Regions from separate parts of the Homo sapiens genome. Here region 2 is linked to region 1. The links are chromatin loops, found by intact Hi-C in ENCODE. Cell type or tissue: IMR-90. All regions are shown on one strand. Each heading gives the region's core, and the rest is flanking DNA. Links, peaks and the distances in the headings are about the cores only.

What was found. Peaks named below come from ENCODE experiments on the same cell type or tissue, not always from the same donor. Only the 100,000 strongest peaks of a DNase experiment are listed, where the experiment ranks them.
Region 2: a loop joins it to region 1, with 5 times the contacts of the local background. A loop is called at or near these places in 2 of 110 quality-filtered maps.

The regions. Positions count from the first base shown.
Region 1 is chr20:41,694,812-41,702,596 of GRCh38, forward strand. No RefSeq gene overlaps it. Among named protein-coding and RNA genes, the nearest start is that of CHD6, 80 kb to the left of the region's middle. RefSeq lists a silencer at 4,399-4,693. In IMR-90, for the core only: a CTCF peak has its summit at 3,167 (motif pointing right); no DNase peak of the experiment used is centred there.
Region 2 is chr20:41,169,541-41,177,325 of GRCh38, forward strand. It overlaps PLCG1 (phospholipase C gamma 1), which reads left to right. Exons shown (of 32, transcript NM_002660.3): 24 at 572-729; 25 at 2,653-2,749; 26 at 2,881-3,105; 27 at 3,189-3,337; 28 at 3,880-3,994; 29 at 4,112-4,273; 30 at 4,383-4,471; 31 at 4,584-4,771; 32 at 4,927-7,785. The coding sequence ends at 4,969. Among named protein-coding and RNA genes, the nearest start is that of MIR6871, 4.4 kb to the left of the region's middle. RefSeq lists an enhancer at 3,975-4,024. In IMR-90, for the core only: a CTCF peak has its summit at 3,779 (motif pointing right); a DNase peak (open chromatin) is centred at 3,721; H3K27ac peaks cover 1,579 bases.

The sequences.
Region 1 (7,785 bases), core at 1,968-4,467:
ATGCTACAAGAGAGAATAATGGAGGAAAATTGATACATTAGATTGATTAGGGAAAGAAAGAAATGTTTGGTCTGAAATGCTTGAAGAAGGCTGAGAAGAAGGAAGCTGTGTAACAGCCAAGAGAAGAGTAGTCCAGGCAGAGGGATCAGCAAGTGCAAAGGCTCTGAGCGGGGAAGAGCTTGGTGTTTTGCAATTCAAGGAACTCAGAGAAGTCCCTTGTGATTGGAACACAGTGAAGTAGGGGAGAGTGGAACAAATTGAGACTGGCTTTCCTTTTACCAGTCTTGCCTCTTCTTTTCTTTTCTTTTTTTTGAGACAGAGTTTCACTCTTGTTGCCCAGGCTGGAGTGTAGTGGCACAATCTTGGCTCACCGCAACCTCCACCTCCCAGGTTCAAGCGATTCTCCTGCCTCAGCCTCATGAGTAGCTGGGATTATAGGCATGCGCCACCACGTCCGGCTAATTTTGTATTTTTAGTAGAGACGGGGTTTCTCCATGTTGGTCAGGCTGGTCTCAAACTCTTGACCTCAGGTGATCCACCCGCCGGGCCTCCCAAAGTGCTGGGATTACAGGTGTGAGCCACTGCACCCAGCCTAGTCTTGCCTCTTCTAAACCATATCCACACTGGCAGTATAGGAATATTTTCAGTACTCAAATATGATGACTTGACTTTCCTTTAGAGGCTTTGTGTCCCCTACAAGTTTTAGCTCAAACTCCTCAGCACAGTGCTCAGAGACCTTCGTAATTGGATTTACCTCACTTTCCAGTCTTCCTTTTTTGCAAGTTCTGTTATCTCTGCTTGGCATGCCCTCTCCTATGTGCTTGCTGATCAGGCAAACTTCTATTCACACTTTGTCTTGGCTGAAATATCATCACCTCTGTGCTCTCCTTGTGCACTCTCAATTCACTTCTTGTCCCCCTGCTGTGTAACTACTGGTTTGCCTACCAGTCTTTCCCAAGAGACAGTGAGCTCCTCCTCTTGGGGATGTGTTTTCTATCTTTGTATGATGCAGAACACAAGGCCTGGCAGTTGCTCTTTTCTTTCTTTCTTTTCTTTTTTTTTTTTTTTGAGACGGATTCTTGCTCTGTCGCCCAGGCTGGAGTCCAGTGCAATGTCGGCTCACTGCAACCTCCGCCTCCCGGGTTCAAGTGATTCTCCTGCCTCAGCCTCCCAAGTAGCTGGATTACAGGCATGCGCTACCACGCCCAGCTAATTTTTTGTATTTAGTAGAGATGGGGTTTCACCATGTTGGTCAGGCTGGTCTCAAACTCCTGAACTCAGGTGACCCAAAGTGCTGGGATTACAGATGTGAGCCACCACACCTGGCCATTGCTGTTTTCATAACAAATATTCATTAAGAGAATGAGTGGAACAGCTAGCCATGACTAGCCTCCACTTGTCACCTGATGAGAAGGTGACATGTGGTTCTTATCCTTGGCAGAGTGGAAATTAGCATCCAAAAGGACGCAAGAAGAGATGAGTAAAAAATCTACACTTACCCATGAGCCAGATACTGTCTCATCCACTGTCTCATTTAATCTTTGTGACAATCATAGTTCTCAGTTTTTGCTGCTAAGAAAACTGGTGCCCAAAGGCTCTGCCTAAAGATTACCCAACTAGTAATGGAGAACCTCGGTAGGAAATTGGGTCTTTCTGATCTCAAAGGTTGAGCCCCTCAATATTCCTTCTGTTCTTTTTGCCCCATCTGGCACCCGTTACTAGCACAGAAGCCCGGAAAGTTTAAGAAACAACTTCTGTCTCTGGTGTGTCATTTGTACCTCTGAGGACATCAACTTGGAACAGCCATTGTACCAGAGTTCTGTCTTTTCCAGGAATCAGTGACTCATATCAGTCTCTGCTGATATCAGCTGCTGAAGGGCTTAGGAGAACTGGTAGGACTCAGAGGAGCAGAAAATCCAGGAAAGGGCACTCTTGGCCAGTGCTGTTTAATAGAACTCTTTCAGATGAGTAAAATGTTCCATATTTGTGCTTTCCAGTATGGGAATGTCTCAAGTTCCTTTTTAGACAGTATCTCCAGCCCCCTCATTGGTTCCTGACTTCAGGCTGTTTCCAAGACATTCAACTTGAGACTACAGATCCCTGGGCTAGGTCTTCAAGGGCCCTCCAGATCCAAGCTATGCCTCAGTTTTAGCTGAAGTTGTGTCCAAGAACACAGGTCAGGGTACAGGGAGATGGGATACGTATAGCTCCAGACATGGCCAGTGCATTGTTGATATTGCCACCCCAGCAAACTGCCTAGAACTTGGCCCAGAGCAGATGCTAGGTTAACATGGTAGATGAGTGAATTTACTTTCTCTTCCCCAGATTGGGGCTCCCTCACCTACTGCCATTGGCTTCTGGAATCCTTCTCTATCATTGTGAACTGATGACTTGCCACATGGTGAAGATTAACGAAGCCAGTGCTTTGAACCACCACCCTGACATTTTGGGGGTAGGTCAGGGGGGTAGCTACAAAACCAGCTAGTAATAATTCATTGAAAATATGCTGGATCCAGCATTTTTATGTAATGACCTCATTTTTCTTGTGAAACCCTGTGTGCAAAATGAAAGCCCAAATGAGCATCTGCTATATACAGTTAGGAGTAGGGTGGTGCTGGGGAAAGAGGACTGATCTAGGAGTTACCCTGGACCTGGGGCTCATAGGCTGTATGACCTTGAACAAGATGCTCAATGCTTCTGTGCCCCAGTTTTCTCTCAAGTAAAATAAAAACATTGGACTCTAAGCTTCTTTCTACAGTTAATGTGAATGTTTAAAAAATGGCTGGTCACATCTGTGATCAACCTACATTAAGCACCTTTCAAGTGATTACTTGCTTCAATTAGGTCCATTTTCATTGTTTACTTTTACTAACAGTTTTTTTTCTTAACCCTTCCACTTCCAGTGCCTTCCTCATTCTTCACTATTTTTTGATTGTTTCTTCAGATTCTGATAAATCATCTTCATTTCCAGCCATTGAATCACCTGCTCCTTGGCCCTGCCTAGAGGCTCTTTAATCCTCAGCAGTTTCAATTTCCTGACAAAGCACACAGAGGGGGCCCGGTCTCCCTCCTCTTCCCTTGCCCACTACTCACCACTCTCCCATCTAAAACACATCTGAAAAATCAGGGAGGTTTCTATTCTGGCAGTTGTCTCTCTCACCACTAGATGGCACATGCAGGTCATCAGTCTTTTGGGCAAAAACTAATTTTATTGTGTATTTAAACTCCATCTCAATCCACAAAAGCTTTGAGGGGAATTACAAAAGTACAAAATATACAAAAGGATAAGACAAAAAGTTGAGGTAGCTGGAGAAAATAGAAAACAAGTGGAAGAAATAACTCCAGGATGACATTAGCTCAAAAAGATCAACACCAGCAAAGGCTTACACATTTGGCTCCGAGCTTCCAAATGGCCAAAGTAAAGAGGGAAATGTGAGTGGTAATAAAATTCTAGATTTTATGTGAGAAAAACAAATATTTGGGAGAAGCTCAACTTTTCCTGACCCTGAGACCAAAGAGATATTTTTCCCGTGGGTCAGCTGACTGAACAGTGATGCAATACAGCGGTGACTTAATTGGAGCTGTTTCTTATAATGTCCTTTTATGCAGGCCTATGGCATGACGCTCAAGTATAATTGAGGAAAAGCAGTTCTACTGGGCTTAAAACATGAGTTTCCAGGACAGAGTAAATTCACTGTTTGTTGTGGGCCTCCGTAGTTTGAAACAGTGAAATCTGCACACCTCCCTGTTCCAGAGTTTAGGTGGAGTTTGGGGGAGAGGGGGTTCTTCTTGGAGACTGTGGTAAGCAGTTTCTAAGAGGGCCACCAATGATCCTGCCTCCTGGTTTTCAAACCCTATCTGGTCCCCTCCCATGTAGCAGCAGTAATGGTCTGTGTCACCAGCAGAATGCAGGAGAAGCAGGGCCGGGCATAGTGGCTTATGCCTATAATCCCAGCACTTTGGGAGGCCGAGGCAGGAGGATTGCTTGAGCCCAGGAATTAGAGACCAGCCTGGACAACAAAATGAGACCTCGTCTCTACAAAAAATACAAAAACTAGCCAGGCATGGTGGTGTGAGTCTGTAGTCCCAGATACTACGGAGGCTGAGGCGGGATAATTGCTTAAGCCCAGGAGGTTGAGGCTGCAGTGAGCTGTGTTCATGCCATTGCACTCCAGCCTGGGTGACAGAGCAAGACCCTGTCTCGAACAAACAAACAAAAACAAAAACACCCCACCAAAAACAGAATACAGGAGAAATTATGGTATGTCACTTCTCAGATCAGGTTAAAATACATCATAGCTTCTCTCTTGGTCTCTCTGTCTCTGGTTTTGTCTCTCTCTTTCTGTCATGCTAGGGAAAGCCAGGTGCCATGTCATTAGGAGTCTTGAGAGACCCATGTAGTAGAGAACTGAGCCTACTGTCAACAGCCAGTGTCACCTTATTAGTCATGTCAGAGTACCACCTTGGGAGCAGATCCTCCAGCCTCAGTCGAGTCTTCAGAGACTAAATCCCTGGCTAACACCTTAATGGCAAGAAACCTCATGAGAGACCATGAGCCAGGCCATTCAGCTAAGTCACACCTTGGCTCTATGAGATAATAAATGCTTGTTATTTTAAGCTGTTAAGTTTTGGTATAATTTGTTAAGCAACAATAGATGACTAATACAAAGGCCAATAGAAATCCAAGGTTGCATCAAGGATAATTTTACATGGGTAAGTCTACTTGGTTTCAGAGACCAAGAGAATATTTCAGAAGCAACTCAAGTGGGCATTATTTTTAACTTTTAGTTTAATTTAATTTAATTTTTTAAAAGACAAGTCAAATTTCACAGTGGGGCGTTGCATAGCAATCTTAGTGACACTAATGTTAATAAATTTGGATGACGTACTACCCTTGGACCAGCCCATGGGGGCTTCAAGTCTGATAGATATGGGCTCATATTCAGTCTGTGAATGTAGAAAGACAGAGGTAGAGGGATCCATGTAAAATGTCTGCAAAGGAGATTTCTCTGAAGAAGGACTGTGGGGGCAAGGACTTCAACTTCCTTATTCATGGTGACATCATCGGTGCCTAGCACAGAACCTGGCACGTGGTAGGCTTTCTACAAATCTTTCTTTTCTTTTTCTTTCTTTTTTTTTTTTTTTTGAGACACAGTTTTGCTCTGTTGCCCAGGCTGGAGTGCAATCTTGGCTCACTGCAACCTCTGCCTCCTGGATTCAAGTGATTCTCCTGACTCAGCCTCCTGAGTAGCTGGGACTACAGGCACACGCCACCACGCCTGGATAATTTTTGTATCTTTAGTAGAGACAGGGTTTCACCATGTTGGCCAGGATGGTCTTGATCTCCTGATCTCATGATCCACCCGCCTTGGCCTCCCAAAGTGCTGGGATTACAGGCATGAGCCACCCCGCCCGGCCTACAAATATTTCTTTGATGAATCTATGAGTGGTGAGCTACAACCTTGAGTGAGCTATTCATGTATCTGGGTAACCATCATTTATTAAGCTCCTACCATGTGCCATGTACACGATGTTGGTTAAGTCCCAGGGAACTTTTGTGTCATATACAGATTCAAATCCACTTTGTGCCCCCCACTGCACCTTCTCTCACCCTGTGTTTTCTCCTTGAAACTCTTTATTATTATTACTATTTTTTCTTTTTTTTTTTGAGACGGAGTCTCACTCTGTTGCCCAGGCTGGAGTGCAGTGGTGTGATATCGGCTCACTGCAAGCTCCGCCTCCTGGGCTCACGCCGTTCTCCTGCCTCAGCCTCCCAGGTAGCTGGGACTACAGGCGCCCGCCACCATGCCTGGCTAATTTTTTGTATTTTTTAGTAGAGATGGGGTTTCACCATGGTCTCGATCTCCTGACCTCGTGATCCGCCCGCCTCAGCCTCCCAATTTTTTCTTTTTTTTTGAGACAGAGGCTGGCTCTCTCACCCAGGCTGGAGTACAATGGCGCGATCTCAGCTCACTGCAACCTATACTTCCTGGGTTCAAGTGATTCTCCTGCCTCAGCCTCCTGAGTAGCTTGGATTACAGGCACCCGCCATCATGCCAGGCCAATTTTTGTATTTTAGTGGAGACGAGGTTTCACCATGTTGGCCAGGCTGGTTTTGAATTCCTCCTGACCTCAGGTGATCCACCCGCCTTGGCCTCCCAAAGTGCTGGGATTACAGGTGTAAGCACCCAGCCGAAACTCTTTATTACTTGTGTAGAGATTGTGCTTTTGCTTCCACACTGAACGGTTCTCATGGAAATAGTGTTCTTAATCACCATCACAAGTAATCTGGTCGCTGTTTTTCCAGTATGAGAACTAGAGTTGCTCAGGACATTGGGTTTATTTTGTGCAATTTTGTCTTGGGGCCTGTGCTACTGCTTTTTTTCCTCTTTGTTTTTGTTGAAAAGCGACTTGAAATGATTGGTGAACTAATACCAGTTCAATTGTACTGTGATGACAATTTTTTTTTTTTGAGACATAGTCTCTCTCTGTCACCCAGGCTGGAGTACAGTGGCACGATCTCAGCTCACTGCAACCTCCACCTCCCAGGCTCAAGTGATCCTCCCCGCTCAGCCTCCCAAGTAGCTGGGACTGCAGGTTCATGCCATCACACCCAGCTATTTTTTGTATTTTTTGTAGAGATGGGGTCTCCCCCTGTTGCCCAGACTAGTCTTGAACTCCTGGCTTCAAGCGATCCTCCTGCTTTGGCCTTGATTACAGGCATATGACAACTACCTGAATCTATATTCCCCTCTTCACACTGACTTTGGTGCTGTGGTTAACCAAATGTTACCGTAATGGAGATACTTTGGGTGTGAAGGAGAATCAAACAGAATGATTTGCCTCAGACCTTGTGTCCTCCCTTTCAGTAAAACATTCCTTTCTCCATGGTTGGCCCTGCACTACTTCCTTCTTCTCCCTCCGCATAGCTATTATTTATTGCCTACTCCATTCCCATCACCAAGTTCCACAAGTGTTATGTGCATTACTAAATCTGGGCGGGGAACTGTGAATTGCCTTGCCATTTTTGTTAGTCAGCTACTTTGAGAGATGGACACCAAGATGGGATGAAACATGCAGTTGTTTTACAAGGGGAAATGCTTGTGTGAAAGGAAGGAGGGAGGGAGCTAGAGAAGGCCAGGAGAGCCACCAGCCCCAAGAAAAGGAGAGAGGGAGAGAAGCCTGGGTTGTTGGCATTCTGAAGGAAGGAGCATTCTAACAAAGGTTCTGCAAAACCCTCAGGGAGTCCTTGAGCCAAAGTCAGCTAGCAAAGGAGTCTCTTGTCTGTTAGGACTGGGTCTGACTCTGTACTCAGCACTCCGTCATTGGTGGGGTGCATCTCCAGGGGAGGCGTGGCCAATGGATTTTAAAGCACAGCAGCTGGTGCCCTCAGCTCCCTGCAGTGAGAAGTTTGCAGAGGCACATTCTTGTGACTGAGACACCAATTTTTTTTTTTTTTTTTTGAGACAGAATCTTGTTCTGTTACCAAGGCTGGAGTGCAGTGGCATGATATCAGCTCACTGCAACCTCTGCCTCCTGGGTTCAAACGATTCTTGTGCTTCAGCCTCCCAAGCAGCTAGGACTACAGGCGCACACCACCTTGCCCCACTAAGTTTTGTATTTTTAGTAGAGATGGGGTTCCTCCATGTTGGCCAGACTGGTCTTGAACTCCTGACCTTAGGAGATCTACCTGCCTCGGCCTCCCAAAGTGCTGGGAATACAGGCGTGAGCCACTGAGCCTGGCTGAAACACCAATATTTATTTTCCTCTTTTTTGTTTTTTTTT
Region 2 (7,785 bases), core at 2,773-5,272, 520 kb before region 1:
GTTTCTCTTGCCCACTGTTCCCTAGGGTGAGATTCTTCTTTGTATCTCTTTCCTGCTCCTAGGGAGGAAGCTGATGGCTGAACCCCAAAGTCTGCCCTCACTCCAAGCTCTCCCCATGCTCTGGACATCCCCTTGACACCCTGGGCTCCCTTTGTCACTGTCAGCTTTGACCCCTGCATGTTTACCTATGCCAGGCACTGGGGAACCCGTCAGAATCAGCAGAACAAAGTTGATGCTGCTGGTTGGCTGACATCCCCAGGCCTAATGGGTTGTACCACAGGGATGTGACAGAGGCTTGGAGATGGGGTGGAGAGGGAGACACGGCCTGAGGAAGAAGCATGAGTCAGAGCTGAGTTGGAACACTGGCTCCACCACAACCAGCAGTGACTTGTTTGAGTTGTAGCGTCGTCATCTGTCAAATGGGCCAGCAGAGTAGTCCTTCCCCTCATGGGGTGTGGGAAGGAGGAAATGGGATGAGATAGAACTCATTTGAGCCAGTGCCTGCGGTGTGGAGTGGGGTGGAGGGGGTGAGATGTCTATTCCCAGCTGTTATCTGCTCTCGCCCTCCCAGCCATCCGTCCTGAGGGCAAGAACAACCGGCTCTTCGTCTTCTCCATCAGCATGGCGTCGGTGGCCCACTGGTCCCTGGATGTTGCTGCCGACTCACAGGAGGAGCTGCAGGACTGGGTGAAAAAGATCCGTGAAGTGGCCCAGACAGCAGACGCCAGGGTGAGATTCTGCTGGAACCTTCTGGGGGGCAGTGTGTGGGCCCGTCAGGCAGCTGAGGCCTCCAGCTCCCAGCACAGGCCCCCTCAGAGCAGTGGGGCAGCCGATGGCCTATGCTAGATAGGCCACAGCCCCTGCCTTAGCTAGGGATTGAGAAGAAACAGACACATAAGATGCAATGTGGTGTGTTTAGGTTGTGTTGAGTTTGAGATACTGATGGGTCGTTGAAGTGGGTCTGCTTAGTGGGCAATTGGATACACAAGACCAGAGGTAAGAGGAGAAGTCCTGGGCTGGAAGCAGGAGTGGAGTGGGGGCTGAGGCATAGAAGGGATGAGGTGGTGTCGCATAGGAAGAGAACTTGGGATGGATTGAGAAGCTCCATATGAGAAGGCATGGGCGAGGAAAGGAGCCCAGGAAAGGCAGGTCAGACAGACTGCAGGCCACTGGTGAGGGAGAGGGTCTGCTGTGTTGAGAGCTACAGAGGTAAAGACAGGAACGATAAGAACTTGCAAGTGCCCTTTGGATTCAGCAGCAGCTAATAGCCCTTGTGAGACTTTTGAGCTGCATCAGCAGCATGGCTGGCATTAGATGGCAGTGGGCAGCAGGGAGTCTGGAATGGCAAAAGCAGAGCCTTTGTAGGGCCTGTCCTTGAGGGAGAGAACAGGTGACTGGGGTTTGAGCAGGCTCTCATGCAGATGGCTGAAAGGAGCGAGCAGCGTGTGGGAGGAGATGGAGCCCAAGCTTAGCTGGTAGGACCAGCCTTCTGGAGAAGGTGGCCTCTTCCCCTGAGCCTGGGGGAACAGAGAAGTATTCTCAAGGGTTAGGGAATTCCTACTTGGTGGCCCTTTCACCAAGTGCATTTGGTAGATGGGTCTGTAGCTGCTTTGGAGAGGGCACCCGCAAGCCAAATAGAGAAGGGATAGGGTGCTTGCCAGGCTGTCCCCTAGAAGGAAAAGGTGCTGGCATACCAGGTGGTTGAAGGACTGGATCTGGGGGTCTAGGCTGAAAAGGGAAGAGTCTGAATGTAAGAGCCACTGAGGCCGGGCGTGGTGGCTCACGCCTGTAATCCCAGCACTTTGGGAGGCCGAGATGGGCAGATCACTTGAGGTCAGGACTTCGAGACCAGCCTGGCCAATATGGTGAAACCCTGTCTCTACTGAAAATACAAAAATTAGCCGGGCATGTTGGCCGGCACCTGTAATCCCAGCTACTCGGGAGGCTGAGGCAGGAGAATCGCTTGAACCCGTGAGGTGGAGATTGCAGTGAGCCGAGATCACGCCACTGAACTCCAGCCTGGGCGACAGAGCAAGACTCTGTCTCAAAAAAAAAAAAAAAAAAAAAAAGCCACTGAAAGAAAGTCCTCCAGGAGAGGATGGGTTGGGGTGCTTGTAAGTGGGCTTCTGTAGAGATTTGGCATGGAGATTTGCCATGAAGAGTGGGTGGTTATATTTGAGTTGGGGGCGCTGAGGCAGTGAGGATCATCCTTAGGACACAGATGGAAACCAAGCCAGGGGCCTGTATCCCCAGTGCAGTCACAGGTAACACAGAAGAATCATTTTTACCCCAGCATGAGGCTGGGTAATAAATGGTCAGAAAGTGTCATTTGGGAGTGTGGCCAATTCCAGGATCCCTGGAAGGTCACTGGGAACATGGGTGGTGATGAGGAGTCTGTATCCCCCACCCCCCCTAAGAGGGTTGGAGGGCAAATGTGTCCTCTGGGACAGAAAAGAGGAAAGATGATTTCAGGATGAGGCTGAGGACAGAGCTCCCTCATTTACTGTTGGGTGTGGTGTCTGGAAGGTACAGGGGAAGGTGGGAGAGGGGCCCAGAGCACCTGCAGTGTGGGCATGCCCAAGGTTGGCAGGGGCTTCCTTCTCCTGGGCAGGGCTGTAGCCTGGGGCTACAGGGCCTTGTGTGTGTCACCAGCTCACTGAAGGGAAGATAATGGAACGGAGGAAGAAGATTGCCCTGGAGCTCTCTGAACTTGTCGTCTACTGCCGGCCTGTTCCCTTTGATGAAGAGAGTAAGGGCCAGGGCCCAGGCGGGGTGTGCATGTGCCTGGAGGGCCTGGTGGGTGCAAAAAGAGTATTTAGGTATCCCCCCAACACTTCCTGGGTGGGCGGGCTCTGTAAGTGTTTTCCCTGTTTGGCCCAGAGATTGGCACAGAACGTGCTTGCTACCGGGACATGTCATCCTTCCCGGAAACCAAGGCTGAGAAATACGTGAACAAGGCCAAAGGCAAGAAGTTCCTTCAGTACAATCGACTGCAGCTCTCCCGCATCTACCCCAAGGGCCAGCGACTGGATTCCTCCAACTACGATCCTTTGCCCATGTGGATCTGTGGCAGTCAGCTTGTGGCCCTCAACTTCCAGACCCCTGGTGAGGAAGTCCCCTGTGAGGAGGGTGAGGAGGGGCACTGTGGGGCAGCTGGACTGGAATACACCATAATCTGCCTCTTCCAGACAAGCCTATGCAGATGAACCAGGCCCTCTTCATGACGGGCAGGCACTGTGGCTACGTGCTGCAGCCAAGCACCATGCGGGATGAGGCCTTCGACCCCTTTGACAAGAGCAGCCTCCGCGGGCTGGAGCCATGTGCCATCTCTATTGAGGTGGGTGCTGCTCATCTGGGCTTCAGGGTAGGAAAGGGGCTGCTTGCCGTTGGAGTCTGTTTATGTTGAGTTCTCCAAAAGTAGGTATTTTCAGGCATCAAGGTGGTCAGGGTGGGTGGGGCCTGAGCTGAGTCTTTGAAGGGGTGAAGATAGCATGCAGTCACTGTATGCATCTAGGACGTGCAGAGCCATGGTGTGACTTGTTCTGATGACTTGTTTTGTTCTGATGAGATCTTTTTTTTCCCTAAGGGGAGGTCATTTAAAAGATTTCTGTGTTAAAATAGTAATGGATTTAACATGAAGTAGATTGCAAAACTCACATGGAAATTTTGGCTAAAGCTCAGACTTCAGATAAACTACAGGCAGCAGCTGCTCTGGACAGCTTAGGGTCCCTGATGTCGTGAGGGACTCCATGGGCAGTGTCCCGGGGGCCCAGCAGAGGGCGCGCTGCCTCCACTCCACAGATGCTGACTGAGCCTCCGCAGTGGGGAATTGGAGGGAGCAGGAAGGACAATCCCAGGCCCTTCTTTGTCTGCCTACAGGTGCTGGGGGCCCGACATCTGCCAAAGAATGGCCGAGGCATTGTGTGTCCTTTTGTGGAGATTGAGGTGGCTGGAGCTGAGTATGACAGCACCAAGCAGAAGACAGAGTTTGTGGGTCAGTCTGTCTTCCCAGTCATCCTCCTCATCCTGCTGGGGCACTGCAAGCCTCTCCCCACCAGTCATCCCATCCTCTCCCACGGTGACCTGAAGCCTTTTGTCGTTGCCTTCACAGTGGACAATGGACTCAACCCTGTATGGCCAGCCAAGCCCTTCCACTTCCAGATCAGTAACCCTGAATTTGCCTTTCTGCGCTTCGTGGTGTATGAGGAAGACATGTTTAGTGACCAGAATTTCCTGGCTCAGGCTACTTTCCCAGTAAAAGGCCTGAAGACAGGTGAGGACCATTCCTGGAGGCAGTGCCCCTGCAATCTTGCTGGCAGGGTGGGGCTGGGCCCCTTGCTCTGTCCCTCGTGGGCTGAGGGCCAGGCTTTTCCTCCTCCTAGGATACAGAGCAGTGCCTTTGAAGAACAACTACAGTGAGGACCTGGAGTTGGCCTCCCTGCTGATCAAGATTGACATTTTCCCTGCCAAGGTATCTGCAGCAGGGGTGGGCTGGCCTGGGGTAGGTGGGAGGAGAGCCAGGCAGCAGCCTCTAGAAGTGCAGAGGAGTCATTGACCCTCTTGTGCACCTGGCTTCGTTGAAGCAGGAGAATGGTGACCTCAGTCCCTTCAGTGGTACGTCCCTGCGGGAGCGGGGCTCAGATGCCTCAGGCCAGCTGTTTCATGGCCGAGCCCGGGAAGGCTCCTTTGAATCCCGCTACCAGCAGCCGTTTGAGGACTTCCGCATCTCCCAGGAGCATCTCGCAGACCATTTTGACAGTCGAGAACGAAGGTGAGGAAGATGGAGGGGTGCTAGAGCCAGGAAGGCAGTGGCTAGGTCCTCCTTCTTCAGTGTTTCTTTCTCCTGGGTAGAAAAGTTGTAATATTGTCTGGCATTGGGCTGCAAGGCCCTGCCTGCCAGTAAGGACACTCTTCCCTTCTGTCCAGGGCCCCAAGAAGGACTCGGGTCAATGGAGACAACCGCCTCTAGTTGTACCCCAGCCTCGTTGGAGAGCAGCAGGTGCTGTGCGCCTTGTAGAATGCCGCGAACTGGGTTCTTTGGAAGCAGCCCCCTGTGGCGGCCTTCCGGGTCTCGCAGCCTGAAGCCTGGATTCCAGCAGTGAATGCTAGACAGAAACCAAGCCATTAATGAGATGTTATTACTGTTTTGGGCCTCCATGCCCCAGCTCTGGATGAAGGCAAAAACTGTACTGTGTTTCGCATTAAGCACACACATCTGGCCCTGACTTCTGGAGATGGATCCTTCCATCTTGTGGGGCCAGGACCATGGCCGAAGCCCCTTGGAGAGAGAGGCTGCCTCAGCCAGTGGCACAGGAGACTCCAAGGAGCTACTGACATTCCTAAGAGTGGAGGAGGAGGAGGAGCCTTGCTGGGCCAGGGAAACAAAGTTTACATTGTCCTGTAGCTTTAAAACCACAGCTGGGCAGGGTGAGAAGCTAGATGCCCCTGCAGTTTGGCCCTGGAGCCAGGGCAGAGGAATGTAGGGCCTGCATGGAGAAGGGTTCTGCCCTGCCTGAGGAGGAGGACACAGCACAAGGGCACATTGCCCATGGCTGGGAACATGACCCAGCCTGAAAGATACAGGGGATCATGTTAAAAATAGCAGTATTATTTTTCGTCTCAATGGTATTGTAACTAAGTTATTTACTCCTCCTGCTCCTCACCCCTGTAGGGAAACCTTGGAGAGGAGAGTGGCAGGTGGGCTGCCTGCTGTGTTAAGAGGACTTAGTTTGTGATGTAAGGCACTGTCAGGAATGGGGGGCGGGCCAGGGTGGGAAGAGAAGAAATAGCAGAGCCTATTTTGGTGAGGTTTTTTGTTTTTAAGTCAAAGAAGACTCAGTATGCTTTCCCTGAGGAATGAAAAAGGGATTGAGGAGTTGCCTGACTCCTGGGTGGGTGGGGTACAGGCAGTTAGGTGCTGAATGAAGCTGCCATCCTTGCTGCAGCTTCTAACTGGTAAAAAGATCCAGGGATGGAGATGGGAAGGTTAGAAAGGCAGCCCTCACCTCTGAGGACAGAGGCCGGGGTCCAGGCCCGTGGGCGCAAAGGTGCCTCATAGCATAGCCAGCATTCAGCACACACAAACCTACTGCCCACATTTGGGCTCAGGGTTGGCCATTTGCTAGTTCTGCTGCCCTCTTAAGATCTGACTGCCAAATAAATCATCCTCATGTCCTTTTTCCTTTGACTTGTATGCTCTTTCGGGGGCTCAGGAAAGCCTGTTGCATGGGACATGCTCACTAGAAACAGTCGCCAGATGATTATTCTGCAGTAGAAGCAGGTAGGAAATTTCTGGAAATTTCTCAGGTTAAGCAGCAAGAGCTGTAACCCCTCCTCTGGGCTAACAGGAGTTGTGGGTCCACTCTCTCCTGCCCACCCTCTGAGGGTGTGTCTGAGCAGAGTACATCCTGCCTGGGTTCTTTGTGGCCAGCCAGTTTTGGTGGTGAGCTGGAAACAACCAGAGCCCCTTTCCAGTTCCACAGAAACCTCTCCTTTCAAAAATGTTGCATTCAGTTCGTTAACACTGCCAGGTGCCATTCTGATTGCCTCTAGGACTTGGCAGCTGAAATCTCTGGGCCCTTTCAACACAGTTGAAAGGCCCTTCTCTTCCTGAAGCTCTGTTTCCATAGTTGGCTGTGCTGGGATGGAACAAAAATGACGCCACACAAAAAATTTAAGATAGATCCGGTTCCGTGGATGACATGAACTGATGATAGCCAGTATCAAACAGCGATAGTGCTCAGGTTCTTGTGTGACTTTCTTTTACAGCTTCACAGTCCCAGTTCATAGAGAGGAGGGTGGCTTTTTCCCATACACAAGAAGGTGGTGGGTGGGAATTCACCTGGGCCCTCATGATCCATGTTTCCTCTCTAGGTTTTTATGGCCTGGAGAGAAAGGTTTCCTATCAGAGAAGGAAGAGGACTGTGTAGGCCCTTCTGTTAGGGCCCATCCACGTTGGTTAGGACGTCCTTGGCGTGTTTGTTAGTGTTGACCCTTTTAGTTTTCATCAATACGTATCTCTATTTGCTGAACAAGTGTCTTTCTGGAACACAACCTGGGGAACAGACAGCTCTGCCTTTCTTAAGGCAGCTTTGTAGACCTGAGGCTCACCTCTCTTGGGCTCTGTAAGACATTGCCTTTGCCTCACTGCAAATGTTTTGATTGTTCTTCCTAGTGGAAAACGTGCCAACTCTCAAGCAAATTTAAAGATCATTTTCACTTCAAGATTCCTCCAGACCTGACAAATGTTGATTGACCCAGAAGGCAGAGTGTTTGTTGGTGGGGAAGACCCTTACTTGGGGCCGAATGCTTTGGCATCAGGAGTTGTTTGCCCCATCCCATGCATGCAGGCCGTGTCCCTACAGTGCGACAGCTCAGGGTTATGACCTGTGGAGTCTCAACCCTAACAGCACATTAGCACCACTTGGGGAGCTTCTGAAAAATACTGGTACCCGGGGCCTTAGCATAGGTATTGTTCAAAACCTCTCAAGGTGATTTAAATGAGTAACAAGGGTTGAAAAACCCTGATTTTGGCAGCACAAACCAAAAGAGCAGGCAGGGCCGGGAGAGGGAAGTCAGTGGTACCAGAAGGTAGATGGGCTCCCTTGCAGGCTCCTTGTTCTCCTGCCATCACCAGTAGAACCTTCTGGCTGACAGACCAGGGACAAGTAGACTGGGTTCAAAGTGACAGACCTTTCACTTTCAACAGCTTTGGCTCAGCAGACATGTACACATACAAAGTAGAGCCTACAAGGTCAGGGGCATTCTGCCCCCGCCACAGGACTA